Linked DNA regions of Homo sapiens: region 2 is linked to region 1. Evidence: read pairs that join two places in POLR2A ChIA-PET (ENCODE). Cell type or tissue: A673. All regions are shown on one strand. Region 1 overlaps VPS4A (vacuolar protein sorting 4 homolog A). Region 2 overlaps TERF2 (telomeric repeat binding factor 2).

What was found. Peaks named below come from ENCODE experiments on the same cell type or tissue, not always from the same donor. Only the 100,000 strongest peaks of a DNase experiment are listed, where the experiment ranks them.
Region 2: POLR2A ChIA-PET joins it to region 1 with 9 read pairs; 7 of 35 experiments call an interaction of 5 or more read pairs at or near these places.

What each region holds. Positions count from the first base shown.
Region 1 is chr16:69,315,244-69,320,243 of GRCh38, reverse strand. VPS4A (vacuolar protein sorting 4 homolog A) reads right to left here. Exons shown (of 11, transcript NM_013245.3): 2 at 4,125-4,236; 3 at 3,872-4,019; 4 at 1,533-1,594; 5 at 1,302-1,421; 6 at 701-857; 7 at 1-103. Among named protein-coding and RNA genes, the nearest start is that of VPS4A, 6.4 kb to the right of the region's middle. RefSeq lists an enhancer at 3,669-4,868. In A673, no CTCF peak of the experiment used is centred here; a DNase peak (open chromatin) is centred at 2,963; H3K27ac peaks cover 1,079 bases.
Region 2 is chr16:69,365,894-69,370,893 of GRCh38, reverse strand. It overlaps TERF2 (telomeric repeat binding factor 2), which reads left to right. Exons shown (of 10, transcript NM_005652.5): 5 at 265-411; 6 at 2,412-2,518; 7 at 3,695-4,087. Among named protein-coding and RNA genes, the nearest start is that of TMED6, 17 kb to the right of the region's middle. In A673, no CTCF peak of the experiment used is centred here; no DNase peak of the experiment used is centred here.

The sequences.
Region 1 (5,000 bases):
ACTCTCATTTTCATTTCGGGACCCGCAGAGGGAATCCACCTCATCGATGAAGATGATGGAGGGCTTGTGCTGCCTGGCCAGCTCAAACAGGTTCTTGACCAGCCTGTGAAGGTGAGAAAGGGGGTGAGGACAAGACGTTCACGTCCGTGCCCGCCTGGGCTCCCGGCACTTCCCTCTTCTCACCCTTCCCACAGGGAGGCGCAGGCCACGGTCATGCCGGAATTGCGGAAAACGTGGTGGTGAGGAGCCCTCGGGCCACACTGCACCAAGAGGAGGAGCACACCTTGGTGTCAGCCCCAAACGCAGAGCCTCAATCCCAGGAGCCCCATGCGCTAGCTCTGCACTTACAACACGTCAGTCCCCTTCTTCCGAGCCCGTCTCATCACACGCAAAACAGGAGTCAGTGTGGGGAACCATGTCCCCCACACACTGCCCCAACAGGGACCGCAACCCAGACCCCAAAAATATCCTCACTTCCTTTCCCTTCTCTTGTGGAGCACTTCACCTCTCCCAGGTCCCTTCCACCTTCACTTGTCTTTGTTGGGACTGTGTCCCAGCCGATAAGCTAGCGACACACTGCTCTTGGGTACCCTCCCTGAAAACCAAACCACTCCTCTGAGAGGTGACTCCACAGGGTGGGCCGCTGGGTCACTAGCAGTGCCGGGGCTGCTGGCAGAGCATGGCCTGGTGGCCGACTTACTTTTCACTCTCCCCCAGCCACTTGGACATCAGATCTGAGGAGGACACAGAGAAGAAGGTGGAGTTGTTGGCCTCTGTTGCCACGGCTTTGGCCAGGTAGGATTTCCCTGTGCCAGGGGGTCCGAACAGCAGAATCCCCCGCCAGGGGGTGCGCTTGCCTGCAACAGAGAACCACAGAAGTTAGGCCTCCTGACTGGGGAAAGGAATAGGAAAAGCAGAGGGTCTCGAGTCCCATACATACAGTAAAACAGGGCATTCTGTGAAACAACGGACTCTACTGGCAAACAAGTGATGGGAGCTACATTCCCTGCTGTGCCCTGTGCTATGACCCCATGACCTTGCACAGTGCCCCTGCTATGACCCCATGACCTTGCACAGTGACACCGGCTGGCACTGCTTCCTGATCCTGCCCCCACCCTGTGACGTGATCGTCATCTCATAGCTCCAGCCACAGCAGTGTTGTGGACACCAGCGAGCAGCCAGGCCTGGCCCTCTGCAGGCCCCGGGGGCTGAGTCGCCACTGACTCCCGGGTGCCTCGGAGTGCCAGCCCTGCGGAAGCCTGGAATTTTTACATTGGGGTTTGAAATGGCTCAACTCTCACCTGTGAACAAGTGTGGGAATTTGATTGGCAAAATGACAGCTTCTTTGAGGGCCTCCTTGGCCCCCTCCAGCCCGGCCACGTCGTTCCACCGTATGTTGGGCTTCTCCATCACGACGGCACCTGCGAGAGGGAGGCCGGCCCGGGCCCGGGCCCGGCCAAGGGGCATGAGCCAACCCAGCAGCGGACCCACTCTCATCCCCTGCCGCTGCCACAGGGCCGCGAGCCACTTACCCATCAGCTGTTCTTGCAGTTTCTTTTTCTCCGGATTATCCCCTTCACTGTCACTGTCACTGCTGGGAAGGGAGACGGAAAGTCACAAGCTGGCCCTTCAGCCTGGAGCACAGAGGTGCTCCCAGCAAGTCCAGGCTCCGCTGCCTGCACACTGGTTAAGGAACGAAGCCTTCCTGGCTTAACAGTGCCGTGTGACTCAAGCAAGTACTTCAGGGACATTTGGGCCAATGCTCTCAGCAGCTCACTTCAGGACCCCCCCAGCAAACACTCCTATAACCCGCCCTGTTTCTTCGCGGAGCAGATGGGAATCCGGGTCGGCCCTCTCCTGAAGGCCGTAAGGGAAATGTGCTTCAGCTGGACTTAAAGAGCAGCCCAGGCCAGGTGCGGTGACTCACACCTCATACTCTGGGAGGCCACCTGCAGTGGCTCTCACAGCCCAGGCTGGGTGCGGTGGCTCACCCCTGTAATCCCAGCACTCTGGGAGGCTGAGGCGGGAGGATCGCTTGAGCCCAGGAGTTTGAGACCAGCCTGGGAAACAGCGAGATCTTGTCTCTACAAAAAACACAAAATTAGCCAAGCATGGTGGCACGCACCTATGGTGCCAGCTACTTGGGAGGCAGAGGTTGCAGTTAACCAAGATCGCACCACTGCACTCCAGCCTGGGAGACAGTGAAGCCCTGTCTGGGGGAAAAAAAAAAAAAAAAGCCAGTCAAACAATGCAGCTGCCAGAAGCTTCTTTTTTTTTTTTTTTTTTTTTTGAGATGGTGCCCAGGTTGGAGTGCGATGGCACAATCTCCATCTCAGCTCACTGCAATCTCCGCCTCCCGGGTTCAAGTAATTCTCTGAATTCTCTGGCGTCAGCCTCCCGAGTAGCTGGGATTACAGGCACATGCCACAATGCCTGGCTAATTTTTTTTTTAAGACAGAGTCGCACTCAGTCGCCCAGGCTGGAGTGTAGTGGCTCGATCTCGGCTCACTGCAAGCTCCGCCTCCCGGGTTCACGCCATTCTCCTGCCTCAGCCTCCTGAGTAGCTGGGACTACAGGTGCCCGCCACCACGCCCGGCTAATATTTTGTATTTTTAGTGGAGACGGGGTTTCACCGTGTTAGCCAGGATGGTCTCAATCTCCTGACCTCGTGATCCGCCCGCCTCGGCTTCCCAAAGTGCTGGGATTACAGGCGTGAGCCACCGCGCCCGGCCTATTTTTTTGTATTTTTAATAGAGACGGGATTCACCATGTTGGCCAGGCTGGTTTTGAAATCCTGACCTCAAGTGATCTGCCCGCGTTGGCCTCCCAAAGTGCTGGGATTACAGGTGTGAGCCACCATGCCCCGCACCAGAAGCTTTTTGTAGAGACTCAGGGACAGCATGTGCCCCTGACTCCAAAGCAGCCACTGCCGAAGGACAGAGGAGAAAGCAAAACCGAAATCGAAAGGGAACTCCTGGGGAGAACGCAGCCACTGTCACCCCAGGGCTACTTCCTCCCTGGATGGAATCTGTCATCCTCAAAACTTGATTTAATCCTTATTGGAGATCCCTGGCCTCCACCCCTGCCTCGCCAGACCTCTCCCTCTGCGGATGGGAACGTGGTGCAGACCCTCCATCCAGGAGGAGGCCTCGCCTCTGGTGAGGCAGCTGACACCACCCACCCCTCTCCTGCCTGGGGGACCCCCTCACTTCCCCTCCCACGCCTCCGAGATACCACCAGCATTTGTGTTCATATGACTGGGATCACCGTGGTGGGCGAACCCAGTACCTGAGGTGAGAGGCTGTGGAGAGGACCCTGGCTGGGGAATCGGGGCCACCCGCCCTGCTTTGGGGGTCCAAGTTCCATCCTGTGCCACCTCGGCAGGGCTCCTAACCCGAGCCGGCCGCCCCACCTGTTGGAGGCAGGTGACTCTTTGACAGTCACAGCAGCTGGCACTCATTGCATGCTCTCGTGTGCCAAGCTCCAAGGGCACTGCCCACGTCATCTCACTGCTCCCTGTGGCAACGCTCGGAGGTGAGTTCCACGACCTCCCCACTTCCAAGATGTGGAGATGGTAGGCACACGGGGTCCTGGCACTAGGCTGGGAGGTGACAGAGCTGGGGTCCCGTCCTGAGAGGCTCTACCATCTGCACCAAGCTCCCCCTCTCCCCATGGCTTGTGGGTCAGATCCAATGAGACGGTGAACATGGAAGTGCTCCAGGCCATGCTCCCTGAAAGCAGCTGCTGGCACTGTCATCCCTGCACTATGAGGACCATTCCCACAGGGAAGTCCAAGGCAGCATGAGCGCCAGGAATGATAGGGAGCCGTGAGGAGGGCCCAGGTTCCTGGGCGGACGCTGCAGACACTCACCCCTTGCCCTCACTCTGGTTCTCTTTGACTGGCTTCTTGCCGTGTTTCTCTTTGCTTCGTAAATAATCCTTCAGCTTCTCGGCCCGGTCTAGGTACTGCACGCACTTGGCTCGAATGCTCTCCTTGGCCTTGTCGCTGTGGGCCTCATCTGTGAAAGGGAACACAGAGGGGCCCCTGTGAGGCTCGTGCGCCACCCCCTCTCCTCCGCTCCCCTCTGGAGTGCGGCAGCCTGAGGACCCCTCGTGTGACTCACACTTGATAGCGTGGAGGAAGTACTCCACCGCATGCTGGTACAGCCGCAGCGCCTCCTCGTAGTTCTTGGCTTTGTCCTCCTCTGTGGCTTTCGTCACCAGATCAATGGCTTTCTGGAAAGGCAAAGCAAATGGCTCAGTGCTTCCTCGGAGAGGTGGAAAGTCCCTGGGGTCACAGGCATGGGGATGAAACGTGACGAGGGATGCCGCTGGGCCTGTGGATTTATTGCTTGCGGGCCATTTCATTGGCCTACTTTTTCAACATCGGCTAGAAAGGCCTTCAAAGAAGGCTTTGAAAACCAGCCGGCCATCTTCACAATAAGCTCAGACGGTTAAAAGCCACGCTCTGGATTTCAGCAAGTGGAAACCTGACCTAATATCTCAGGTCAGGGCTCAAGGGGCAAGTTCATGGGACTTTCTATTCTGCTGCCTCAAGGGAAAGAGAAACAGACCCGAGCTGAGAGCCTGGCAGAAGGGACACGCGGGAGCAAGTGACTGCTGGTTTGTTTAGCAAGGAGACCAGAAATTGCACCCGGCCTCAGGGCCAGAGAAGAGCCAGCCAGAAGGAAAGTCCTGCCCGGACTGCAAGTTTGCACAGGATACACTGAAAGGCCTCTCTCCTCCTCCTCCTGGCTCCATGCAGCTTGCTTCTCCAGGCTGCAGAGAGAAGACAGTTTCCTTCGCTGTCTAAAGTGACACCCTGGGAAGGGACGCTTACACACAATGCTCCACATACCAGTAGCTCCAGTAAGAAAAGTACTTGCTTGCTCCCTGCTGCCAACAGAAGAGAACTGTGTCCCTCTGGAACCTTCTAAGAGCTCTGTGAGAATGAGTGTCTTTGGGAATCTCATAAATCCTGTAGGCCAGTGCCTTAGGCT
Region 2 (5,000 bases), 51 kb before region 1:
ACTTAATATTATATCTTGGAATCATTCTATGTTAGCATATAAGGAACTTCTTTATCTGTTTTTTATAGCTGCATAGTAACCCACTGTGGCTGAACCTGATTTATTGACCAATCCTTTGTGTTGGGCTTCCCTTCCTGTATGTGTGCCAGTGATTTGCATTGACGGCATTGCAGAAGTTCTCATAGTGTCTGTCTCACCTCATCATCATTGAATTTTTACTGGAGTTCTACTTTCTCATGTTGCAAATATCGGTCCATTGTGTAGAAGCTGAGAAATGATCTCCTGAATATTATTCGAGAAAAGAACTTGGCCCATCCTGTTATCCAGAACTTTTCATATGAGACCTTCCAGCAGAAGATGCTGCGCTTCCTGGAGAGCCACCTGGATGACGCCGAGCCCTACCTCCTCACGGTGCGCCTTGGCCCTTCTCCCATAACCATGGTGTGCCCTTGAGGATGTGCGGGGAATCAGAATATCTGAAGTGAAAAGAGTTGATGTGTGAAAAAGACATTGAATTGTATGCACTAGCTTTCTTAATTAAATGCCTTAAAAATGCAAAAGCAGGCCAGGCGCAATGGCTCACGCCTGTAATCCCAGCACTTTGGGAGGCCCAGGGGGGTGGATCACCTGAGGTCAGGAGTTCGAGACCTGCCTGAGCAACATGGTGAAACCCCATCTCTACTAAAAATATAAAAATTAGCTGGGCGTGGTGGCAGGCACCTGTAATCCTAGCTACTTTGGAGGCTGAGGCAGGAGAATCGCTTGAACCCAGGAGATGGAGATTGCAGTGAGCCAAGATTGCGCCATTGCACTCCAGCCTGGACAACAGAGCAAGACTCCGTCTCAAAAAATAAATAAATAAATAATACAAAAGCAGAGATACTGGCAGAGGCAAATGGAACACACCTGGTCTCCCTCATCTGCCATTTTTATCTCCTTTACACATGGTTAATCTGCCATGGTTGAAGTAGAACATTCACTTGCAATCGATGGTGGTTCCCAAAGGCGATGACTTGTGAACTAAGTTTGGAGGAAGGGTGGTTTGGTAGATGTGGTACGATGGAGTTGCTAACAGGAAGAAGGCATGGTGTGGAGAAAGGTGTCACTGAAAGTATAAAGTTGAAAGAAGCCAAATGAAAACATTCTTTAATTGGATCAAAGAGATAAAAGAATGGAAGCAGTGAGGCTCAGGACAGCATAGGGAAGAACTAGACCCAGGCTGTCATAGATGGGAGACTGTGGTGAAGGAACACTGAGTGAGAGTGGTTTTGTTTTGTTTTTGAAACCAGGACTTTGGCCCAGTACAGTGGTTCACACCTGTAATCCCAGCACTTTGGGAGGCCAAGGCAGGCAGGTTGCTTGAGCTTAGGAGTTCAAGACCACCCTGGGCAACATGGTGAAACCCCTTCTCTACAGAAAATACAAAAATTAGCCAGGTGTGGTGGCGCGTGCCTGTAGTCCCAGCTACTTGGGAGGCTGAAGTGGGAAGATCACTTGAGGCTGCCAGTGAGCTGTGGTTGTGCCACTGCACTTCAGCCTGGGCAAAAGAAACCAGGACTTTGAGAATGTGGAAAATATTCTGTCTCGTAACAGATCTGCCAGGCCCATATTAGGATAGTGTCCATGATCTTAGCAGTCGTTTGGCAAATCTCAGATTATTTATAAGCAGGTAGTTTGGGATATTCAGGCAGCAGGTGTCAAGATAGTTGAGCCTGGCCTAGGGTCCTTTCCTTTCCATTCCAGGTAACTGGAAACTATCCTTATCTATATAACACAAAGAGCCCTGATTAGCCTACTCAGGGCTCTTTGTGTTATATAGATAAGGATTCTCAAACAGTTGTTAATAAGGCAAAACATTTGTAGAAACAGTTATAAAAATTCTATACACAAACTGGAAGATATTAGTATGAACATTTATTGCCGGGCATGGTGGCTCATGCCTGTAATCCCAGCACTATGGGAGGCTGATGCGGGCAGATCACTTGAGGTCAGGAGTTCGAGGCCAGCCTGGCCAACATGGTGAAACCCCGTCTCTACTAAAATACAAAAATTAACTGGACATGGTGGTGGGCGCCTGTAATCCCAGCTACTTGGGAGGCCGAGATGGGAGAATTGCTTGAACCCAGGAGGTGGAGATTGCAGTGAGCCGAGATTGCACCACTGTGCTGCAGCCTGGGCGACAGAGCAAGACTCCCTCTCAAAAAAAATGTATTAGTTATCTTAAGTTTGAATAAAAAAAGCTTGATTTATAAGTCTTACAAGTTCTCTCCCATTTTATGTCCTTCGTTTTATGCCTAGATTGGATTTGTAAGTGAACTTGTTTGCATATTGAGTATATTCTTGGTGAAAGAAGCAGAGAATTAATGCAATTCTGTGGCCTCTTCTTCCTGATGACATCCTTCCTTTCCCAGATGGCCAAAAAGGCTTTGAAATCTGAGTCCGCTGCCTCAAGTACAGGGAAGGAAGATAAACAGCCAGCACCAGGGCCTGTGGAAAAGCCACCCAGAGAACCCGCAAGGTAAAAAGATGCTCTCTTGTGATCTTGGGTAAAACACTAGGGTGGTCGCTGGAAGCAGTCTCCTCCTTAGGCCAGGATCAGTTCCTCTCAGCACTCCGACCTACTAACGTGTTACGAGGTTACTCATACAAGGCACTGGGGGAGACTGCACACCCTGGGAAGATAAGGAAACAGGATGCCTGGGGTCCCTGACAACTTCCTGACTGGCCATTCCTCAAAGGCTCTTTCACCATTTCTCTCTCCTTGCCTCCCCCGTATTGACTCAGTACTTTTCTTGTGGACACCTAATCTCTTAATACATTCAGGAAGCACTGCTCAGATCTGTGAGTCGAATCCCAAAACCAGTTCCTAAAGCAGGGGTCACAAGCTTAGATGCCCTTTGAGGGCCGGTTAGGAAACCTAAAGGAACAAAGTGGACCTAGGCTGAGAGCATGGGGCTGGGAACCAGGGGATGTGCTTTTCAGCTTCTTGTGGTTGTTGCTCTGTGGGAGTATCCAAGGATGCTCAGGCTTCAGGTGCTCAGATTTTTGTATGAGATGTCCAGGGTTTTCCATGAGATTTCCCAGTTTTTGGATGTTAACAGTTGATCCACTTAAAAAATTTTTTTTCATGTTGGTTAGACAACAAGACAGGCTGCCAGATGGATTTGGCCTGCAGGCTGCCAGTTTGCCCCCTCTCCTAACAGTTTTTCCCTAAAGCATACTAACTGTTCCAAATGATAGATGAACTTTATTTTTAAAAGGCAGTTTCTCATTGTTCCAAGACTGTGTGGCATGCCTTTTACTCTGAGAATTCTCAAGATCCTGCTCTTAAGTGTGTTGTAGGCCGGGTGTGGTGGATCACGCCTGTAATCCCAGCACTTTGGGAGGCCGAGGTGGGTGGATCGCTTGAGCCCAGGAGTTCTAGGATACAGTGAGCTGTGTTTGTGCCACTGTATCCTATCTCTCTGTCCTATCTACTGTCTAGGACAGACCCAGACCCTATCTCTAAAAATAAAATGAGAAGTAAAATAAAGGTTCTCTAACTTGGAGTTTTAAATTCATAATACAACTTACATATCACATTTAAAGCCTCCTCAACTGGAATTTGAAGCTTCAAACTTCAAAAAAGTTGTGGCTGTTTGGATGAGCATCATCAGTGGTGAAAAACATCTTTGTGCCTATGCTTGATTTGCAGGCAGCTACGGAATCCTCCAACCACCATTGGAATGATGACTCTGAAAGCAGCTTTCAAGACTCTGTCTGGTGCACAGGATTCTGAGGCAGCCTTTGCAAAACTGGACCAGAAGGATCTGGTTCTTCCTACTCAAGCTCTCCCAGCATCACCAGCCCTCAAAAACAAGAGACCCAGAAAAGATGAAAACGAAAGTTCAGCCCCGGCTGACGGTGAGGGTGGCTCGGAACTGCAGCCCAAGAACAAGCGCATGACAATAAGCAGATTGGTCTTGGAGGAGGACAGCCAGAGTACTGAGCCCAGCGCAGGCCTCAACTCCTCCCAGGAGGCCGCTTCAGCGCCACCATCCAAGCCCACCGTTCTCAACCAACCCCTCCCTGGAGAGAAGAATCCCAAGTATGAAGACCTTCTTTGTAGAAATTTTGGGGCTGGTTGGTGGTCCTGGTTGGGCCTGGTATTACTTCCGTGAATGAAGTAACTTTCAGCTAAGTTACTCACCACCAAGGCTTGCTCAGACTGCTAGAACTTGACGCAGGAGTGGCCAGTGACGACGTAGCCATCCCTGCCGGTTCTGAAGCCCCGCATGTGGGCTTCCAAGCCTTGCACTAGGGCATGAGTGGGAATGGAAAGGTTTCAGAGCCTCCTACTCATCGCTGCTTTCATTTTTAGCAAACATCTGAGTGTCTTGACTTCTAAACATTAGTCTTGTGTGTTAAAAGAAATTTGTTTGCATTGGGCCACATTATACTTTGACCCTTAAAAAGAGACTGATGAATATGTATAATTTTGCACCCTTCTGAGCATTTGAGACTTGGCAAGTTCAGTGAATACTTACTAATCTCCCATGTCCTGCTAGGTACTGTGGGGCAGTGGCTAGAATACTTTAATTTTGCTCCCCATTGTGATTCTCATCCTGGCTTTGAGTTTTGCTTCCCTTTGTGTCCTGTGGTGGATCCTCCCTCCAGGCAGACTGGCCTGCTTGCTCTCTGGAACATGTTGTTTGTTTCTACCACTGTACTTTTGCTTCCTCTCATTCCCCACAGTGGACCGTCATCCCTTCATCATTGCTTGTCCAAATCCCATTTGTCCTTTAAAGGGAAGAAAAGCCGTTGTTGATGAAGTGCTTTCTGGGGGCAGAGCACTTTCATGTATCATCTTACTGAGTCACTACAATCCTCACTCTGTGAGGTGATGATATATTAGCCCCATTACACAGAGGAGAAGGGCTCAGAAAAGTTCTTAGCTCACCTGAAGTCACACAGCTAAAAGTGGCAAAGATGGGCTTTGGATTTTTAATCCAAGTCAGTCT